6 separate regions of the Homo sapiens genome follow, and all the other regions are linked to region 6. The links are chromatin contacts, found by Hi-C or POLR2A ChIA-PET in ENCODE. All regions are on one chromosome and are shown on one strand. Each heading gives the region's core, a stretch centred on a gene start or an enhancer-like site at or near the end of the contact. The rest is flanking DNA. Distances are from core to core; before and after follow the strand shown. Region 1 has its middle 11 kb from the start of NFIX. Region 2 holds the start of DNAJB1 (DnaJ heat shock protein family (Hsp40) member B1). Region 3 holds the start of ADGRE5 (adhesion G protein-coupled receptor E5). Region 4 overlaps CACNA1A (calcium voltage-gated channel subunit alpha1 A). Region 5 holds the start of GIPC1 (GIPC PDZ domain containing family member 1). Region 6 holds the start of YJU2B (YJU2 splicing factor homolog B).

Region 1 (3,008 bases), core at 465-2,964, 760 kb before region 6:
ATTTTAGTAGAGACAGGATTTCATCATGTTGGGCTGGATAGTCTCGATCTCCTGACCTCGTGATCGGCCCGCCTCGGCCTCCTAAAGTGCTGGGATTACACTGCGCTCGGCCTCTCATCTGTTTCTTTCCCCATCCTTCTGTCTCTCAATCTCTCCAGCTTTCTCCGGCCCTCCCAGTGTCTTCATCTCTCCCCATTTCTGTCTCTCCCCACCAGGTCTCCCTATCTCTTCCCATCTCTCTCCGCATCTCTGGGTCTCCCATCTCTGGTCTCTCCCTGTCTCTCTTTTTTCTCTCCCCATTTCTCTGTCTCTCCCCATCTCCGTCTCTCTCATCTCTGGTCTCTCTCATCTCTGGTCTCTCCCTGTCTCTCCTGTCTTTTTCCCTCCCCATTTCTCTGTCTCTCCCCATCCCGGTCTCCCCGTCTCTGTCGGCCCGGGTGGGTCCGGGTGGGTCCGGGACGGCCCGGCCCGGGCGCCGCGGCGAACAATGCCCCATTCACGCGGGCCGCCGGCGCCATGGCAACGCGCCCGCCCCGCCCTCCCTGCGCGCGGGCCGCGCGTGCCAAGAGGATGCCATGGTTACGTCAGGCGCGTGCCCGTCGCGCGCGCCGCCGTCCCGCGCGCTCTTGCAGGGAGGGGCCAGGCCAGCAGGGGGCGCGCGGCAGTAGCCTCTGCCCGGAGTCAGAAGGGGCGGTCTTCCCCACTTCAAGGGGCCTTCAGCTGCTTAGTGCCTCAGTTTCCCCATCTGTAAAACGGGGGCGATGGGCAAAGCTAGATCGGAGTGTGAAAGAGACAGAAGGAGGAAGGGAGAAAGGGGAAGAAGGCGGCGGTGCTCCTTGGGGATGGTTGTGTGTCTGAGTTTGCATGAGTCAGTGGGTATATGTGTGTGCGAATTTGTGGGTCCATGTTTGCGCGCTTGTGTGGGTGTTTTATGAGAAGTTGAGAAGTGGTTGGTTGTAATTTGGGGGTGACTTGGGGCCCATGTGTTTGGAAGTGTGTGTGTTTGTATTTGCACACTTGTGTGTGATGGTATTAGCCGGTATCATTTGTGTGTGATAATGTGTCCGTGTGTTTGTGGTCCTGTGATTGTGCACCCCATGTTTGCCTGTCTGGTGTGTGGTGTGTATAGTGGGTGTCTGTGGTTTGGGTGTGGTTGTGGGTTCGGGGAACTATGTGTCCCATGTTTGCATGTCTGGGGTGTGTGTGTGTGTGTGTGTGTGTGGTGGGTGTCTATAATTTGGGTGTGGTTGTGAGTTCATGTAACTGAACCCCATGTCTGAATGTCTGGTGTGTGTATGTGTATGATGGGTGTCTGTGGTTTGGGTGTGGTCGTATGGTTGTGAGTTCATGTGACTGTGCACCATGTTTGCATGTCTGGTGTGTGTGTGTGTGTGTGTGGTGGGTGTCTATGGTTTGGATGTGGTGTGTGTGGCTGTGTTTGCATGCCTGGTGAGTGTGTGTATGGGTGTATGTGTGTCTGTGATGGTGGATGGCTGTGTTGTTGGGTGTGATTGTGAGTTTGTGTGAATGTTGTTTGCGTGTCACGGGGCCTGTGTTCACAAACTCACGTGTGCTTCTGTGTGGAACTGGGTGTGGGTTCTGAGGACTTCGGGGACCTGGCCAAGTCTCCCTCCCCCACCTGGGGGCCTCCTGGCACGGAAGGGGGTGACCAGCTGCCTGGGACCTCCGACTCCCCACAGGTTCAGGAGAGCCCCAGCTGATGAATATTCATGAGGTGGGGGGGCTGGCACCCACTGCCAACAGCTGCGTGTCCATTAGTCCCCCTCCCTGCTCTTCCTGTACTGACTGCAAAGGGGAGGGGGGGTGTCGGCGTGTGTCTGTCCCTGTTTCCAAGACTCGGGGGCGGGGGTGTCCTAGGGACAATCGTGGGGGCCCAGTCAGCATGCCTGGCTGCTTGTGTGGACGGCTAAGGGGCTGTCTCAATGTTGTGACAGGCACTGGGAGAGTGACTGTTGTGTGACAGGTTGTCCTTGTAATCGTGGTGAGGCTGTCACCCACGGTTGCATTGTAGCTCCTTGGTCTGGGGACTGTGGGCGTTGTGTGGCAGCGTGAGTGAGCTGTGTACCTGTCACCTGCAACAGGGAGACTGTGAGTGTGTGCTATTCGAGTGACTGTGACCAGTGGTCTGTACCTACTGGCTGCCTGCTCTGTGACACAGTGACAACAAGGGTGTGTTATTGTGCTATTGGAATAACTGGGTTGGTTCAAACCTTGATCAAGGGACAGCTGCGGTCTGCACCCTGGGGAGGCAGTGGTCAGAGCTGCTTTTCCTCCTTGTGACTGGGTGGGGCGGTGACTCCGTGTGGCCACGTGGCTAGCACAGCTGCAGGGACATGCGGACTGAGTATATCAGTGTGCCTCTGCTGGCCAGTGTGACGTTGATGTGGTGTGAGGGTCAGAGTGTCGGGGTTCCTGGGAGGATGTGTGAGACCGTGCAGCTGAGGTGTGTGTCACCAGAATTGTCAAGGGTGTGACCGTAGTTCTTCATGTGACAGCGTGGCTGAGGGTGTGATGGTGTTGCTGTGCAGGTGACACTGTGGCAGTGAATGCGTGGATCTTTGTGTGGTTGAAGGTGTGACAGTGATTGTGTTTGATGATCTGAACCAAAGGGCTATGACTGTCCTACCCTCACTTCCAGGCTGCACAGGGAGAGCTGGGTGCTGGAGTGAGGGGGCTCCTGGCATGGGATTGGCAGCTGCCTCGCCAGGGGCCGCACGTCAGCCTGAGACTGGGACACCTGGAGATCTGATGCCAGCTGGGGCACAGAACCTCCTCCCTCCATCTTCCCCTCCATAGGCTGGGTTTGGAGGAGTGGCCTCTAGATGCAGCTGGGACCAGCAGGGGGTGGGGCGGGATGTGCTTCTCTGGTCTAGGGGACTCTGGCCTCTGGCTGGGTGGCCCTGGAGGCCCCAGGTTCCCAGCATACGTGGCTTGGCCAGGAACTCAGTGTGGCCGACTCAGCCCCTCTGATACCCACACCCTGGGAC
Region 2 (3,021 bases), core at 245-2,744, 770 kb after region 6:
GCTGCCCAAAAAAGGTGTCAAAGGGATTTCTGCCACCGAAGAACTCAGCAAACATGGCATGAGGGTCTCCATGGAATGTGTAGCTGAAAGAGGTACCATTGGCACCACCGCCGCTACCGCCACTGGGGCCACTCCCCTTTAGGCCTGAAAAGCAGATTTAGAAGCAGTCAGATGGCTGAACAGCAGACTCTCTCTCGAGCTTCCCTTACAGGGGGAAACAGCTTGGAAGCCATGGGGGAGGAACTTTTTTGTCTGTCAGGGGAGAGCAAGGAAGAACCCCAAGTTTCTACCTCTCACTGCCAACAGCAGAGACGCCCCCCTACCAACAGTATTTCCGCGTAGCCTGACAGTGGAAAAGGACTCATGCGGTTAGGTGTTCACCTCCAGGTGCCACCTAGGCCCTGCCACTCCTGGACTGACCCATCCTCCTGGCAACATCACCAAGAGATGGCTAAAGACACATGGTCCAGGGTCGGCTTTCGGTAAGTGTTTACTCTCAACGTTTTAGGGCTAATGGTGCGTAGGAAGAGAAGAAAAAAAAAAACAAAAATAAATAGGGAGTTTTTAAATCCTCACACATTAGCATTCACTGCCACCATCCTTGCACAAAAAGTCAGCTCCAGATCAAGCCCAGAAGCCAGCCTGAATCATCAACGGGCACAGGAACAAAAAGCCCTGCTCTCCTTACCCTCCGAGGCGGCCCCGCTCTCCGGACCTGGGCGGCCGCTGCCTCCTGCGTGCCCTGCCGGGGCCAGGTCATCACTTCCCGGGAATTATCCCAACCCAGCCCCCAAGCCCACGAACGGGGTCGGCTCCTGCATTCACAACCCCTCGCCCCGCAGCTGAGCCGGAGGCGCCGCCCCGCGGACCCCGGCGGCCGAGCCCAGGTGAGCCCGGGTCCGCAGCGGGCTCCGCCGCGCCGTCCCCGTCGTCACCCCCGGCTCCCCCACCCCCATGCACCGCACCCCGGGGCTGCTCGGGGCCGCGGGAGGAGGCGCCCGGGGAGGGGCAGCCCCAGACATGCTAGAAGCTTCTGGCCGAGCGGCTGGGCCAAGGCTCCTCCTCCCACCGCGCGGCCGCCAATCCGAGGGCGGAGGCCCGCGAGGCCGGAGGGCGGGGCAGCTCGGCCCCACGGCCCGGGGCGTCCTTCCCGGGGGGCCGCCGAGAGGGGCCAGCGTGCCTCAGTTTCCCTGTCTGTCAAAAGGCGGGGCCGCGCCCCTGGCCGCGAGCACACACCTTCCTCCCCGTAGCGGTCGAAGATCTCGCGCTTGCGCGGGTCGCTGAGCACGTCGTAGGCCTCAGCGATCTCCTTGAACTTCTCCTCGGCGCCGGGCTCCTTGTTCTTGTCCGGGTGGTAGCGCAGCGCCTGGCGGCGGTAGGCCCGCTTGATCTCCTCGTCCGACGCGCCGCGGGCCAGGCCCAACGTCTGGTAGTAGTCTTTACCCATGACCCCCTCCTGCGGCCCGCCGACCCGCTGTCGCCGTCCCCCGGCTCCGCCGCCGACCAGTCCCGGACTCTATATACCCGTCCGGCGGAAGCTTCCAGAGCCCGCCAGCCCCCTCCAGAACCTTCCGCCCCGCCCGCCCCCGCGGCGCCGGCCAATCGCCGCCGCCCTTTCAGCGACACGCGACATCCGGGGCGGGGCCTCGCCGTCAACGGCCGCCCGCGCGGGGCCACGCCCCCTCCCGCTCCGCCCTCGGCAACACCTCCCCGCGGCGCGCGCGCACAGGTCGGAGGAGGCCCCGCCCACCTTTCGGGACGAGCCAATCGCGACCTTCTTTCCCTCTCTACGCGGCCCCAGCTACCCTGCGTCCCGCCCTCCGCCTGGGTCAGTAGGTCGGGACCCACAGCGAACTTGCTGTTCCAGGAAGGGGTGGGGCCTGGGACTACCCAGTCCTTTCCCCGGGAGGCGATGAACCTGCTCGCCCTTGTCTCGTGGGGCCTGCGGTGGGCTCCCGCCCGGTGACGCCGGACGAACTACCTAACCTGTGTCTGCCTAACCCAGGGGCCCCCTTCTATCTACAACATGGCAATAAGAGAACCTATCAGGCCGGGCGCGGAGCCTCATGCCTGTAATCCCATCACTTCCTGAGGCCAAGACAGGAGGATCTCTTGAGCCTAGGAGTTGGAGACCAGCCTAGGCAACATAAGGAGACTCCGTTTCTATTTAAGATTAACAAACAGGCCGGGCGCGGTGGCTCACGCCTGTAATCCCAGCATTTTGGGAGGCCGAGGCGGGCGGATCACTTGAGGTCAGGAGTTCGAGACCAGCCTGGCCAACATGGTGAAACCCCATCTCTGCTAAAAATATAAAAATTACCCGGGCGTTGGTGGCACGAACCTGTAATCCCAGCTACTCAGGAGATTGAGGCCTGAGAATAGCTTGAATCGGGGAGGCGGAGGTTGCAGTGAGCCGAGATCCGGCCGTTGCACTCCAGCCTCGGCAACAGAGCGAGACTCCGTCTCATAAATAAATAAAATAAGTAAAATAAAGTAAAATGAACAAAAAACCCACCAGCGCTATTCTCCCAACCGTGGGGAGAAGGATTTTGGGACGGAAGACTGCCTCTGTTCTCACCTCCTAAAGCAAGGTGAGGATCTGGACGGAAGCGCATCTCCCAAGGTCCTCCCAGTCCCGCCTTCTTCCCTTTACTGCCCTCTCAAGATCACTTGCCGCTAAATTTGAAATTTATCTTGTCTCTTGGCTTTCAATGTGTCTTCCCTCCCAGTCTGACATCGCCACCTGGGCAGGGGCCAGGTCCTGTCTGCACTGGGTCCCCAGTGCCTGGAACGCAGTGAGAACCTCATAAATATTCCCCGTTCTTACACACGTGCTTCTTTTTCTTCCCCAACTACCTTTATAATTTGGGGGGACATAGGTGTGTCACACACCTTTCAAGGCCTCTGTTTCCTCAATTGTAGGCAACACGATCGCGTTTGGCTCTGAAAGTCTGGGGTGCCTCTGTCAAGGACAGAGCTGATGGGAAAAGGAGGCTCAGAAAGGGGTTCCACCTGGGAAGG
Region 3 (3,180 bases), core at 202-2,701, 630 kb after region 6:
GCCACTGCACTCCAGCCTGGGTGACAGAGTAAGATCTCTTAAAAATATATATAGCGTTTGTTTGTTTGTTTTTAGACAGTTTCACTCTTGTTGCCCAGGCTTGAGTGCAAGGGCACAATCTCAGCTCACCACAACCTCCGCCTCCTGGGTTCTATCAGTCCTCCTGCCTCAGCCTCCCAAGTAGCTGGGATTACAGGCATGTGCCGCCACACCCGGCTAATTTTGTATTTTTAGTAGAGACAGGGTTTCTCCATGTTGGTCAGGCTGAGTCTCGAACTCCCGACCTCAGGTGATCCACCCACCTCAGACTCCCAAAGTGCTGGGATTACAGGTGTGAGCCACCGCACCCAGCCAAAAAATAGCGTTTTAAAAAATTATGAGGTAGCTCAAGAGACAAGCTAATCATGTGATTTATCCAGAAAGGAAAGAACCCTCCTATCACATGATTCTCTGTTGATTAACGAAGAGGCCTCTGAAATATAAGTTTCCCACAGGGGGAAACTGGCTTAGAAAGATCAGAAAGATCCAGGAGGTCTGCTCTGTGCGGTGAAGCTTCTCTTCTTGGCACCTGCCTGGCATCGGAAGAGGGCCCCTTCTCCCTCCCTGGGCTTTTATGTGGACACTGTAATGCCTCAGTTTTCTTTCTTTCTTTTTGTTTTTGACACAGGATCTCACTCTATCACCCAAGCTGGAGTGCAGTGGCACCATCATAGCTCACTGCAGCCTCAAACTCCCCAGCTCGGGTGATTCTCCCCGCCTCAGCCTCCTGAGTAGTAGTAGCTGGGACTACAGATGTCTGCCACCAGCCTGGATTATTTATTTATTTATTTTGTAGAAACAAGAGTTTCGCCATGTTGCCCAGGCTGGTGTCAAACTCCTGAGCTCAAGCGATCCTCCTGCCTCGGCCTCCCAGAGTGCTGAGATCACAGGTGCGAGCCTCTGCACCCGACCTGTTTCCTCATCTGGAAAATGGCAGGGAAACGTTCTGCCAGCTGGGACGCAGGCTCTGCCAACTCTGGCATGCCAAAGCTCTGGGCACAGGGCGAGTCCCACCAGCGTGGGCGTCCAGAGCTATTTCTGACAAGACCCCTTTGCGCCTGCCCAGGGAAGAGCCAAGTGGCCCCAGGCAAGACCGCCCCGCCCGGCTGCCACACCTTCCCCTCAGAGCAGCCAGCCCCAACACAGAGGCCAAAGGGTTCGTCAGAGCCACATGGTGGAAACTCTAGCAGAGGGTTTTTGAAAGCAGGTTGCACTTCATTCTTACTGAGTGCACGTGTGTGTGTGTGTGTGTGTGTGTGTGTGTGTGTGTGTGTATGCAGCGCCCCTGGGTCTGTGTTTTTATTGCACTTTCCTGCTGGCTTCCAGCTGCACCGCCAGTTCCGGGGAGGGCCCTGGGCCAGCGGCTGTCCGCCCCCCCTCCTTCATAAAGTCCTGGCCTCGGGACAGCCTGCACAGCTGCCTAGCCTGTGGAGACGGGACAGCCCTGTCCCACTCACTCTTTCCCCTGCCGCTCCTGCCGGCAGCTCCAACCATGGGAGGCCGCGTCTTTCTCGGTAAGTACTTTGGGGCCCCGCTGGGAGGGGCGAGGAAGCTCCAGCGGGACCCCTTGGCTGCGTCTGAGAAACGGGAGGCGCCGCTGGTGTCTGTGGGGCCTGCGATAGAGGAAGCCACATGGTCAAGCAGGCACTCACGGGCACACGGCGAGAGGGGCTGGTGGTGCTTGGGCACCCCCACACCCCGGCAGGAACTCCAGGGTGCTCTTGGAGCCTGCTACCCTGCCTGGAGGGATCCTCAAGCTTTCTACTGGAGCCAGTCTGGCATCTGCTCCCTAAGAGGGGAAACTGAGGCACGGGGGAAGGAAAGGGGCAAAAAGTGAGTGCTGGGACCCTGAGAGCCGCTGTGCTTAATATAACGCATAGAAGGACATGGGCGGGGGTGGGGAAGCTAGAAGCCAGGACTTCTCCACTGCAAGGTACCCCCAATTTGTCCCTCGCAGTCTCAGCAGCAGGGGCAGCCCCCAGAGACCCCAGTTCTTGCTCCCCGCAGACCTGGCTGGGGCTCAGCTGCGGATCGAAGGGACTTTGCCTGGTTCTGGGTTTGAATTTGATTTTTGTTGTGACTTCCTGGGACTCCCTTTCCCGCCCCACCCAAGGTGACTGTAACGGTTATCAGGGTAGCTCGTTGCCTAAGCAACGGGGCAACAAAGAGAGTGAAGAAATGACATTTGGGGCAAAAACCAGAACTTCCTGGACCACAGGGACACAGCTTCCCTGGGCCAGCCCCAAGTGGCAGGTGTCAGCTCAGCACCCCGCCTTGGCTTGAGAGTGAGAGACAAGAGCCCACCTTGGGTTTCTTGGGGGCACACTTGTTGGGGGCAGTTGCCAAGACCTGGCTTCCCAAGGGTTCCACGCCCTGGCTGTCTGTGTCACCAGGGCCAAGTCAGAGAGCCTCTGCGCCTCACTTTTCTCATCTATAAAATGGAGCACAACCCGTCTCCGTCTTAGATTGTTTTAAGGGATGAGTGAGTTAGGACACAAACTATTCCTGGTTCACAGTAAGAATTAGGTAAACAGCATTTTAAAAGTGTTGGCTGGGCACAGTGGCTCACACCTGCAATCCCAGCACTTTGAGAGGCCGAGGCAGGTGGATCTCTTGAGCCCAGGGACTGGAGACTAGCCTGGGCAACACATCGAGACGTTGTCTCTACCAAAAACAAATTTTTTTTTTTTTTTTTGAGACAAAGTCTCGCTCTTGTCGCTCAGGCTGGAGTGCAATGGTGCAATCTCGGCTCACTGCAACCTCCGCCTCCTGGGTTCAAGCGATTCTCCTGCCTCGCCCCCATCCACCCCGAGTAGCTGGGATTATAGGTGCCTGCCACCATGCCCGGCTAGTTTTTTGTTTTAGTTTTTGTGTTTGTATTTTTAGTAGAGACGGGGTTTCACCATGATGGCCAGGCTGGTCTCAAACTCCTGACCTCAGGTGATTCACCCGCCTCCGCCTCCCAAAGTGCTGGGATTACAGGCATGAGCCACCGCGCCCAGCCAAAAAAAATTTTTTTTAATTAGTCGGGCTTGGTGGTGTGCGCCTGTAGTCCTAGTGGCTCAGGAGGCTGAGGTGGGAGGATCCCTTGAGCCCAGGAGGTTGAAGCTGCAGTGAGCTGTGTTTGCACCACTGCACTCC
Region 4 (3,073 bases), core at 574-3,073, 540 kb before region 6:
TTTTTGAATGTCATGCAATAATTCACAGTCCCAAGCCCACGGTTTTCAAACAAGGTAGGAAAAAAGGAAAAAAGAAGCAAAGGAATCGGTGGTGATGGTGGGTTTTTCTTCTTCTTTTGTTGTTTCAAGCAGGACCAAATGTCAGAAAAAAATGCCTCTTTTCTCAATCATTAATTTTTTTGTCCTTTTTAAAATTGTTTATTGTTATTATTATTTTTTTAAATTGATTTCTGCAGGCAGTAATAGTAGGGTTTGGTATAACCGGCAAGCACTCTTGTGTGTGTCTGAGAACGTGTGTGGGTGTGAGTGTGTCTGGTGGTGGGTGTAGGGCACTGGGATTCTGGTTCCTTCTGGCTTCTTTGCCGCACTCGGCCACCAGCTGTCTTCATCAGGGAAAGGAAAGATTCAATTGAGATGATAAAACTCATCAATAGAAGCTATTTTTTTCTCCCCGTTTTTTCTTTTAAAAATGTTTTTTTTTTTTTTTTTTTTTTTTTTTTTCATGTTCCCCAAAGTTCTCCAAAAATGGCTGAGTTAATTCAAATCCCTTGGCTGTGTGGTTTGTCTGCTCCCTGCCTCCCACCCGAGAGCCCCTGTCGTGGGTGGGGGGATCGGGGCTGGTTGGGGGGCGCCGTGGCTGCCCAGGAGGGTCTCTTTTGGCCGAGGGTCTCTGCGGGACACCCTTGTGGCCCAGCCCTGGCCTCTCCAGAGTCTGGGGTCTCCCGGCTGGCCCTCTCCCGGGCCCTCTGTGCTGGGCCCCCGCGGCCTCTGCGCGGCTCCTCGGGTGGGGTGTGTGCGTGGGGTGCGTGGGGGGCCGGGCGGGCGCCACCTCGCCCGGGCTTAGCACCAATCATCGTCACTCTCGCTGTAGGGTTCGTGCAGGCCCTTCCTGGAGCCCGGCCCGCGGGGCCTGGCCAGTCCGTGCGCCGGGTAGTAGCCGTTGGGGAGTCGCCGGCCGTGCCGAGAAGGCGAGGCGCAGGCCGGGCCCGAGGCCCGGGGAGTCCTGGGCGAGCGCCCGGTGGCGCCCGAGGACGCGTGTCGTACGGGGGGTGGCGCGTCGTAGGCCCCGGCCATGGCCTCCTCGCCGCCCCCGCTGCCCGGGCCATCGGCCTCGTCGTAGTCGGAGCCCCGGTAGTAGCCATGGTGCCGGGGACCCGGGGGCCCCTCGGACACGTGCGGGCCAGATGCCGGCCACCGGGCCCCGCCGTGTCGACAGGCCCTGGGGGACTCGCTCCGGGCCGGGCCTGGGACCCGCCTCTCCATCCTGGGCGAGCGGCCGCTGCTGTGGCCCCCCGTGGGCGGCCGATCTCCGGCCAGAGGCTCGGCCGTGGGGCCTGGGTACCTCCGAGGGCCGCTGGTGGCCGCCCGGCCCGGCCTGGCCACCGCCTGCTGCTGCTGCTGCTGCTGCTGCTGCTGCTGCTGCTGCGGGGGCCCCGAGCCGCCGGCCTTACGGATCACAGGGGAATAGGACACGTGTGGCCGGGGGGTGGAGGGGGTCTGGGGGAGCTGGCGGCGGCCCCGCCGCGGAGTGCTGGTACCAGATGTTGAGGGGGCTGGGCTTCCACTTACGGAACTACTGCCCTACACGAAAATTGAAACAAAGGAAATCAAAAAAAAAGATACAACAAAATCAAAGGAGACACGGGATTGGGAGGAAGAGAGGGGAGCGAAGGGAGAGGGGCCGGGAGGAGAGGGAGGAGGGGGAGGGGGAGGAGGAGGAGGAGGAGGAGAGGGGGGACACAGGACATTGAATGGAAAAAAGCAACAGCCACAGGGAGGAGGGAGGGGAGGAGGGGGAGTGAGACAGGGAGGGGAGGAGTCGAAAACCAACACAACAAAGTGAAAAGAGAAATGAGAAATGGAGTTTTGTAAGTTTCGGGGTTAAAAATAGCAGAAGTTTCAAAAATTACTCACAGGCGTCCAGAGGACAGAAATCATAATTGAAACAAAAACAGAAGCCGGGTTAAAGGAAAGTGAAAGGTCGGGCGGCACGGCCCAGAACTCAAATATGATCCACAACCGAGGAGCAAGCAGCTGCGGGCGGCGGGGAGGGGGCGGCGGGTGGGCAAGGGGGCTGGGGGGACAGCATAGGCAGCTGGTGTGGTGGGGATCCGTGTCCGCTCCGGCCGCCGGGCACCCCGGTGGCTTGGGGGCAGGATGGGAGGTGGTCACAGCCGGGATCCGGGGACCTTTGCCTAGAGTGGCTGTTGGATGGGGTATCCCCTTCTCTCCTCCCCGCCTCCCGGCCGAGCCCAGCCTGGGGTCACTTGCAGCCGCACCCACCTGCCGGTGCGCCATGTGCTCTCGGCCCTCGCTGGGCGAGCGGGACCAGCGCTGGTCCCGAGCCCGTGCCCGGCCGTGGTCCGGCCGTTCCTGGGCATAGCGGTCCTTGTCGGGGGGCGGGGGATGGTGGTGGTGGTGGTGGTGGTGGTGGTGCTGTCGATGCTTCCGATCCTTGGGCCGGCCCCGCTCCTGGTCCCGCTCCTTCGACGGCAGGTCCCCGGATTGGGTGGTCATGCTCAGGTCTGTCCCCAAGCCTGGGCCGGGTGAGGGTCAGACAGACACACAGGTGGTCGTGAGGGAGAGGTGGGGCAGATGCACACACAGGAGGCCACCTGGAAGGTGTGGGGGCCCTAGAGATCCCCTGAACCGAGGCAGGTCAGTGGGTTGGGGGGAGGGGGTAGTACCCAGGTTCCTGCAGCTGCTGCCTGGCCCCCTCTGTCCCCTCTCCATGGAGGCCTCTCCCTTTCTTCTTCCTTAGTGTCTCCTCCGCCCTGCCTTCTCCTCCCCTCTCCTCTCCTCTGTTCTGCTTGTCCCTGAGCACCACAGGGCTGCCCACCTGTGTCCACATCGGTGTAGCGGCCCAGGGAGCGCTCAGAGGCGCGGTGGCTGCGGTCGCGGCGCCGCTGGTGGTGCCGCTGGTTCTCCTCGGGCGGGACCCGCTCCAGCGAGTAATCGTCCAGGCGTCGGGCCTTGGGGCCCAGCACGGAGGCTGAACGCTTCATGGGGCTGGTGTCTGAGATGGTCTGGGGGAGGGGACAGGCCGGTGGGCTGGGGTCAGCAGCTAGCACCA
Region 5 (3,272 bases), core at 497-2,996, 750 kb after region 6:
CGCGCCCGGGCCCCCTTGCCTGATCTTTGCTGGGCTGGCACCCCTTGCCCACAACTACTCTCTACAGTACCACCCGCTCATATTTTATTCATAGCAGTTAGTGCCATCTGAAATTATCTTCTTTATTTACTTGCTAACTTGTTTGTTGGCTGCTTCCTTCCTTTCAGAGTGCCAACTCCTCAAAAGTAGGGATTTTGTTTTGTTCACTGTTGCATTTTCTGTGCCAAGAACAGTGCCTAGCACATGCACGTAGCAGGTGCTCACTAAATATTTGTAGACTGAGTGAATGAATGTGTCTCAGGTCCTCGTTCTGATTGCTCTCTGTGCTCCCCATCCTTGAAACAGCCCCCTAAACATGCCTGCTGTGCGGTTGCCAACTGTCCTAGGCTCCCCACTTTCCCTGGCTCCCCTCACACCTGAACACAGAGATGAAGAGCCACTTCAGCCCGGATATTGAGTGTTTGGGCTGGAATTTCAGCATCCTCACCCCCTCATCCTGGGAAGGGCCTGAAACTTAGCAACCCCACGGCCACACAGAAGCAGTGTGGCCAGCAGGAGGAGGGGAAGGGGGTTCCTGGGAGCACACAGAAGCTAGGGGAAGGGGGAAACCACGCCCAGGCTCCCCGTTCCAGCACAGTGTTGCTTTGGAGAGAAGGAGGGAAAGAGGCCTCTGATTCACTCTTGAAAAACCGGCTCCTGGGTGTTTCCGGGGAGAACGCCTACTTCCCAGCCTCGGCCCAGGTTGCCAGGGGGGAACCCAGTGGGCCCAGACCCCAGCATCCTGGCCCCCTGCAGACGCCACTCTCTTCTCTGGACCCAGGTAGTTAGACCTGCCCTCTCCAGCTCTGGGGAGAAGGGAAAGGAGGGCAGCTTCCTGTTTGAGTGGCTGGTAAAGCAAAAGACCAGCAGGTGTGGCCCTGATGATGAGTACGGGGTAGGGGGTGGGAGGGGTAGGGGGCCGGAGCTACTCAGCAACAACTGAGCCGTGGAGTTATTGGTATCCAGTCTAGTGGGTGTGACTCCAGTTCTGGACCCTGGGGCATGAGTTCCAGTCCCAGATGTGCCAGTTACTAGCTGTGTGACCTTGGGCAAGTCACTCCACCTCTCTGGGTAGGCTGCCTCACCTTTTTTACAAGAAGGCACAGCACCTCCCATGAGGTGTTTAGAGTCAATTATCCTCATGGTAAATGCCTGACACGGAAGCTCTCCAATAAATGCTAGCTGAGGTGGAGTTTTTCATGACGATTATTATTCAGACCGTGGTCCTCACTGCGTCCCCCCCAAGGCCCTGGAGGGTTCAGACGCGGTTAGCTCAGGGGAAGTGCCCAGGAAAGGGTCAGAAACACTGACCCCGCGCCTGTCCACGCTGGGATGGGGACAGTCCAGCCGGGGGACGGGGGGAGGGGCAAGCCCAGAAACCCCAGCCCAGCGTTGGGAGGCGTTTGTCCCCTGCCCGCCAGCAGGAAGGGAGCTGCCCCCACCACCCCCCACCCCCGCTTCCCCTGGGAAGGGGCCTCCGGCATCCCCGCGCGCAGCCTAGACCTCCAGTCGCGTCCACGGCGCCGGCCCCACCCTGCAGGATCGGCCGGATCCTCGCAGGCCCGCGACCCCCGAGGCCCCCGGAGCAGACACATCCTTCTCGCAGAGGCCACTCACCTGCTCCGCCGCCGCCGCCGCCGCCGCCGCCGCCGCCGCTGCCTCCGCCTCCCCGTGCGCACCCGGCTCGGCCCTCCGCAAACTCCAGACCGGGCCTCTCCCGCAGCGGCGCCTGGGGGGCGGGGCCGACGCCCGCGGCCGGCCAATCAGCGGCTGCCTCTCGGTGCTCGCAGCCAATCCGCGTCTTCCGCTTCGGGTGGACCCGACGGAAACATTCCAGAGGGATCCCTCCGCCTCGCCCGGCTCTTCCCGACTCCTCCCCTCGCCGCGAAGCAGTGGACCGTTCCGCCCCGCCTAAGCCGCGGCTGGCTGTACCACCGGAGGGCTGAGGAGGGGGGGGAGCTGCAGCTGGGCCCCGGCCAATCGCGAGGGAGGAAGGAGACAAGCGGCCAATGGGAAGGAAGCTGGGGCCCCTGAACCACGTGCTGTCGGCTGAGTGTCAGTCTCGGGTGCCCTGGGTGGTGAGGGGCGGGGGAGTCAGGTGACCTAGGCCAGGTTTCGGGGAAAGGATTCGAACTTCCGACGTCCAGGAAAGCGGACAGTTTAGGAGACCTGGGTGGGGGTCAATGGCAGTCCCCAACCCAGTTCCCTGCCCGGCCTCCTCTGCCCCAGCCTGGCCATCCTCGGAGCGGATAAAAAGATGCATTCAATCTCTGGGGGCGGGCGGGGGATCGAGATGAATAGGGAGGGTCCCGAGTTTCCCTGCTTCCTGGGCTGTACAATGGACAAAGGCATTCATTCATTCATTCGTTCACTCACTCATCAAATATTTAATGTGCCAGACTGCTCCGTGCCAGACTCTGTCCTACCTCTGAAGACGCGTCAGTGAATAAGCTGAATGTGCTCCTGGTAGAGGTAACAGAGCGTGCAAAAGCCGGACAGAGAGATACAGCACGCTTTAGGATACTGCAATATCGTGGGAGCTAGTAAATCAGTGTGGAAAGGCAAGATGCAATGAAAGACAAGGGTGAGATAGTTTATCTGCTTGTTGGTTTGTTTATGTGCTAGGTCACAGAAGGTACCCAGCCAGCCTTTCATAGATCTGTCTCCTCCATCTGACTGTGAGGGTGGAGGCTGAGTCTCTCTTGTCAACCCCTCACTCCCACCTCAGGCTGCCACACGGCAGGTTCTCAGCAAACCTGTGTGGACAAATAGACCATGTAGTTTATAAGGAAGGGGGATTTATCAGGTGGACACAGATCCAAGAAACAAGAGTCACAAATGCACCTGGACCAGGCCAGGACGCTCAGTTCCCGGGACAAGTGAGATTTCCTTGTTCTAGTTCAAACCCAGCCACTTGGACAGCAACTGGGGCTGAATGCTGTGTGTTCTGGGAACTGTAGTTCCTGGAAGCCTCTAAGTGCTGAGACCCTGCTCAAGCTCCATAGAAAGACTGGTTCTTTGCAGTTCCCAGGGTGAGATGTTGTGCATATCAGTCCCACCAGGACCTGCAGAGGGGCAAACTAAAATGGGAGATGGAACCTTGAGCTTTGCTGCTGAGGATTGCCTAGCCAGCCCCACCCAGCTGGCAAACACCGAGATTGCTGTGGCAGGCCAGGCAACAGGCACAGCTATTGTCCGTCCCTTCCTGTTCTGCTGACCTCTGCCATCCCACT
Region 6 (3,218 bases), core at 304-2,803:
CTTCTGTAAAAGGCCAGATGGTAAATATTTTAGATTCTTTGGGCTCTCTCTTCCTCTGTGGCAACCACTGAATTCAACCCTGTTGCAGACATAGACAATAGATAAATGAATGGGCCCGGCTGTTTGTAGGTAGGTGAAAAATGGCTTCCCTTCACCTTTATAGGTTCTTTGGCTGGGCTACGAATTAAATTGACATGTAAACAGACAGGGCAAAAGCCATATTTAATTATGTACCTATGCAGGGGAGTCCCACAAAATACAAGACTCCAAAAAGGATCAGAGAGGCTGGGCCCAGTGGCTCATGCCTGTAATCCAGGCACTTTGGAAGGCCAAGGCAGGCAGATCACCTGAGGTTGGGACTTCCAGACCAGTCTGGCCAACATGGTGAAACCCCATCTCTACTAAAAATACAAAAAATAGCCGGGCGTGGTGGAAGGTGCCTGTAATCCCAGCTACTCGGGAGGCTGAGGCAAGAGAATCACTTGAACCTGGGAGGTGGAGAGCGCAGTGAGCTGAGATCACGCCATTGAACTCCAGCCTGGACCACAGAGCAAGACTCCCTCTCAAAAAAAAAAAAGTATCAAAGAAAAGAATAGGGGTTTGGGGCTTCTGGGAGGATGGTGGTAACACAAGTTATGGGAGGGTAAGGGGAGAAATTGTATGATGGAGAAAGTCTGTCTTGTTAAGCAAATAAAAAAGTCTTGCAGGTAATAAAAGTTGTCTCAGAGCAGCCCTCAGAAGGATACATGATTGGGAATGGTTTCACTCTTCCCTAGTTAATAAGATCGTAGGAAAGCATTCCTCTTTCTGTCTTTAGGCAGATAAGAGAAATTCAGAGAAAACCTCTCCTTCCCTGCATTTGCTGTTCCCCCAAGTGCCCTTATTTTGAAGCAATCAGCAGACAAAAGCGCATATCCCTGTGTTCCAATGAAATTTTATTTACGTACGCTGAAATTTGAATGTTTTATTTTCATAAGTCGTAAAATAGTTTTTCCCCCACCTAACTATTTAAAAATGCAAAAACAGAGCAGTGGTTCACGCCTGTAATCCCAGCACTTTGGGAGGCAGGAGGATTGCTTGGGCCCTGGAGTTCGAGACTAGCCGGGGCAACATAGTAAGACCTTGCCTGTGCAAATAATTTTTCTTGAGACGGAGTCTTGCTGTTGTTGCCCAGGCTGGAGTGCAGTGGCGCGATCTCGGCTCTTTGCAACCTCTGCCTCCCGGGTTCAAGCAATTCTTTTGCCTCAGCCTCCCAAGTAGCTGGGACTACAGGGGCCCGCCACCACACCCTCGCTGACCGGCTGCAGCGCGCAGGACAGCACGCCTGGGAGGGCGGTGCCAGGAGGCGGGCCTCGGATTGGGCCTCACGTAGTGGGCTGGACAGAGGATGGAGCCTCTTGGCGTAAGCGCGGTTGGGCGGGGCATTCCTGGATTGGCCCACTCCGGCGTCGCAGAACGCTTGGCGTATCGTCCTTCAGCCAATCAGCGTGGAGCTGCTGCCTCGCCCCGCCTCACGCCGGCGTCCTGGGGGCGCGGAGAGGGCGCCCAGGTTCACCGCGCTCTCAGCGCGCACTTCCGGGCACGGTCAGGGCGTGACGTCGGGAGGAGGGCAGGTAAGTGCCGGCGGGCGGAGGAGCGGGGAGGGCCGGGGGTCCGGCAGCCGCCTCACCCTGGCCTCGGAGCTGCCCGGCGCGCCCTTCCGCGTCGGGGGACGCGGAGCTGAGGACCCGATTTAGATGCCCGGAGCCGGCCCAGGTCCCAGCCAGGACCAAAGTCCCTGAGGCCCCAGCTGAGACCTCTGACCCAAGTGCCCGGGACCCGGTCCCATCCTAGCCCGGATCCATATTATGCCTGAAGGGTCCTGGGTTTTTGCATCGGGAAAATGGGACCAATAAGTCCCTATCTCACCAGATTTTATAAAAATGATTCTTGTAAAACCGTGAGCAGCAGAAATGACTAAACTGCCAAACGTTTAACTCGGCGTCAGGCGCTGCCCTGAATGCCTTAACCAGCCATTTTTACACATAAGGAAAATGAGGCTTAGAGAGAGAAAACAATTTGCCCCAAGTCAAGCAGATAGGAAGCAGCAGGGTGGAGCTCCGAGCCCAAGCCGTAAGCCCAGGACAAACAGGGTCGGTAATTACTTTTGCACCAAGGACCGGAGATATCTACACGCCCACCCGATAGCCCCGTCTGCCATTTACTGGGGTAACAAAACCATCTTAAGACACACACACACCCTCGAGCTCCTGTAAACGGAGTATTTGCTCTTTGCAGGCTCTTCCCGTGGGTTAGTTGATTCACAGCATCCCCAGAAAGTCAGTCTTGTCGTCGTCATTCGCCCTTTACCGGTGACGAAATACAAGCCCAGGGAAGCGCAGTCACTGACCAAGGTCACCCAGCTGATGAGGAGTGGAGCTGGGATTCAAGCCCAGGGAGCCGTGTCCCCTAACGCCTCAAGGGGCACTTAGCTATTTTGTTGGCAAAAGTATTTTTAGGTTGGAAGGGACCTTGGAATAATCCAATCTAAAGGACACACTTTATAGTTGGAGGATACAAGACTAAGGTGAGGGTAGAACAGTTTATATCCGGGACTTTGCACCACTGCCTCACCACCTCACTACACCACTCCCACTCCATCAGAAGCTCTTCCATCAGCTTCTTTCTTTCTTTTTGTTGGAGACAGAATCTCACTCTTGTCACCTTGGATGGAGTGCAGTGGCGTGATCTCGGTTCACTGCAACCTCCGCCTCCCAGATTCAAGCGATTCTCCTGCCTCAGCCTCTCCAGTAGCTGGGATTACAGGCGTACGCCACCAGGCCTGGCCAATTTTTGTATTTTTAGTAGAGACAGGGTTTCACCATGTTGGCCAGGCCGGTCTTGAACTCCTGACCTCAAGTGATCCACCTGCCTCAGCCTCCCAAAGTGCTGGGATTACAGGCGTGAGCCACCGAGTCCGGCCCCCAAGAATGGTTTTAAATTTTCTAGTAGTTGGGGAAAAATCAAAAGAATAATACTTTGTGACATGACGATTATGTGAAATTCAAATTTCTGTGTCCATCAATAAAATTTATATTGGCATGCAGCTACGCCCGTTCATTTATATATTGTTTGGGACTGATTTCTAGCTATGAAAGCAGAGTTGAGTTGTTGGGGCAGAGATAATCTGGCCTAAAAAGCTAGAAATACTTATTTTCTGGCCCTTGACAGAGAAACTT

The links. A loop is a pair of places that touch in the nucleus more often than their neighbours do. ChIA-PET counts read pairs that join two places held with the same protein, here RNA polymerase II (POLR2A). Pooled maps may share reads with other maps.
Region 1: a loop to region 6 is called in a map of B cell, with 8 times the contacts of the local background. The contact joins the enhancer-like site here to the promoter of YJU2B in region 6. A Hi-C loop is called at or near these places in 3 of 168 maps with a recorded cell type or tissue (B cell, CD4-positive, alpha-beta memory T cell and chondrocyte) and 9 of 50 pooled maps. POLR2A ChIA-PET finds 5 or more read pairs at or near these places in 1 of 52 experiments (activated T-cell).
Region 2: a loop to region 6 is called in a pooled map, with 13 times the contacts of the local background. The contact joins the promoter of DNAJB1 here to the promoter of YJU2B in region 6. A Hi-C loop is called at or near these places in 4 of 37 single-sample maps with no recorded cell type and 9 of 50 pooled maps. POLR2A ChIA-PET finds 5 or more read pairs at or near these places in 6 of 52 experiments (AG04450, PC-9, Panc1 and 3 more).
Region 3: a loop to region 6 is called in a pooled map, with 4 times the contacts of the local background. The contact joins the promoter of ADGRE5 here to the promoter of YJU2B in region 6. A Hi-C loop is called at or near these places in 3 of 50 pooled maps. POLR2A ChIA-PET finds 5 or more read pairs at or near these places in 4 of 52 experiments (CD4-positive, alpha-beta T cell, HEK293, Panc1 and 1 more).
Region 4: a loop to region 6 is called in a pooled map, with 6 times the contacts of the local background. The contact joins the enhancer-like site here to the promoter of YJU2B in region 6. A Hi-C loop is called at or near these places in 1 of 37 single-sample maps with no recorded cell type and 9 of 50 pooled maps. POLR2A ChIA-PET finds 5 or more read pairs at or near these places in 4 of 52 experiments (AG04450, GM10248, GM12878 and 1 more).
Region 5: a pooled map shows a loop between it and region 6 (5-fold over the local background). The contact joins the promoter of GIPC1 here to the promoter of YJU2B in region 6. A Hi-C loop is called at or near these places in 6 of 50 pooled maps. POLR2A ChIA-PET finds 5 or more read pairs at or near these places in 3 of 52 experiments (OCI-LY7, Panc1 and activated B cell).

Annotation. Positions count from the first base shown.
Region 1 is chr19:12,983,102-12,986,109 of GRCh38, forward strand. No RefSeq gene overlaps it. Among named protein-coding and RNA genes, the nearest start is that of NFIX, 11 kb to the right of the region's middle. RefSeq lists a silencer at 485-734 and an enhancer at 1,312-1,837. Within about 2 kb of position 1,715, at least 14 of the 41 ENCODE cell types and tissues checked have a DNase peak (open chromatin) inside an H3K27ac peak, as active enhancers do.
Region 2 is chr19:14,516,903-14,519,923 of GRCh38, forward strand. It overlaps DNAJB1 (DnaJ heat shock protein family (Hsp40) member B1), which reads right to left and starts at 1,495. Exons shown (of 3, transcript NM_006145.3): 1 at 1,237-1,495; 2 at 1-144. The coding sequence starts at 1,447. RefSeq lists silencers at 777-1,346, 1,557-1,876 and an enhancer at 2,789-3,021.
Region 3 is chr19:14,379,993-14,383,172 of GRCh38, forward strand. It overlaps ADGRE5 (adhesion G protein-coupled receptor E5), which reads left to right and starts at 1,452. Exons shown (of 20, transcript NM_078481.4): 1 at 1,452-1,553. The coding sequence starts at 1,532. RefSeq lists a silencer at 2,801-2,940.
Region 4 is chr19:13,206,473-13,209,545 of GRCh38, forward strand. It overlaps CACNA1A (calcium voltage-gated channel subunit alpha1 A), which reads right to left. Exons shown (of 47, transcript NM_001127222.2): 45 at 2,840-3,026; 46 at 2,284-2,537; 47 at 1-1,581. The coding sequence ends at 841. Among named protein-coding and RNA genes, the nearest start is that of IER2, 58 kb to the left of the region's middle. RefSeq lists enhancers at 1,768-2,037, 2,344-3,073 and silencers at 2,038-2,087, 2,168-2,357. Within about 2 kb of position 1,824, at least 24 of the 41 ENCODE cell types and tissues checked have a DNase peak (open chromatin) inside an H3K27ac peak, as active enhancers do.
Region 5 is chr19:14,494,381-14,497,652 of GRCh38, forward strand. It overlaps GIPC1 (GIPC PDZ domain containing family member 1), which reads right to left and starts at 1,747. Exons shown (of 9, transcript NM_005716.4): 1 at 1,657-1,747. RefSeq lists enhancers at 1,062-1,988, 3,269-3,272 and silencers at 1,651-1,880, 2,021-2,080.
Region 6 is chr19:13,746,342-13,749,559 of GRCh38, forward strand. YJU2B (YJU2 splicing factor homolog B) reads left to right here and starts at 1,554. Exons shown (of 10, transcript NM_030818.4): 1 at 1,554-1,613. RefSeq lists a silencer at 1,535-1,844.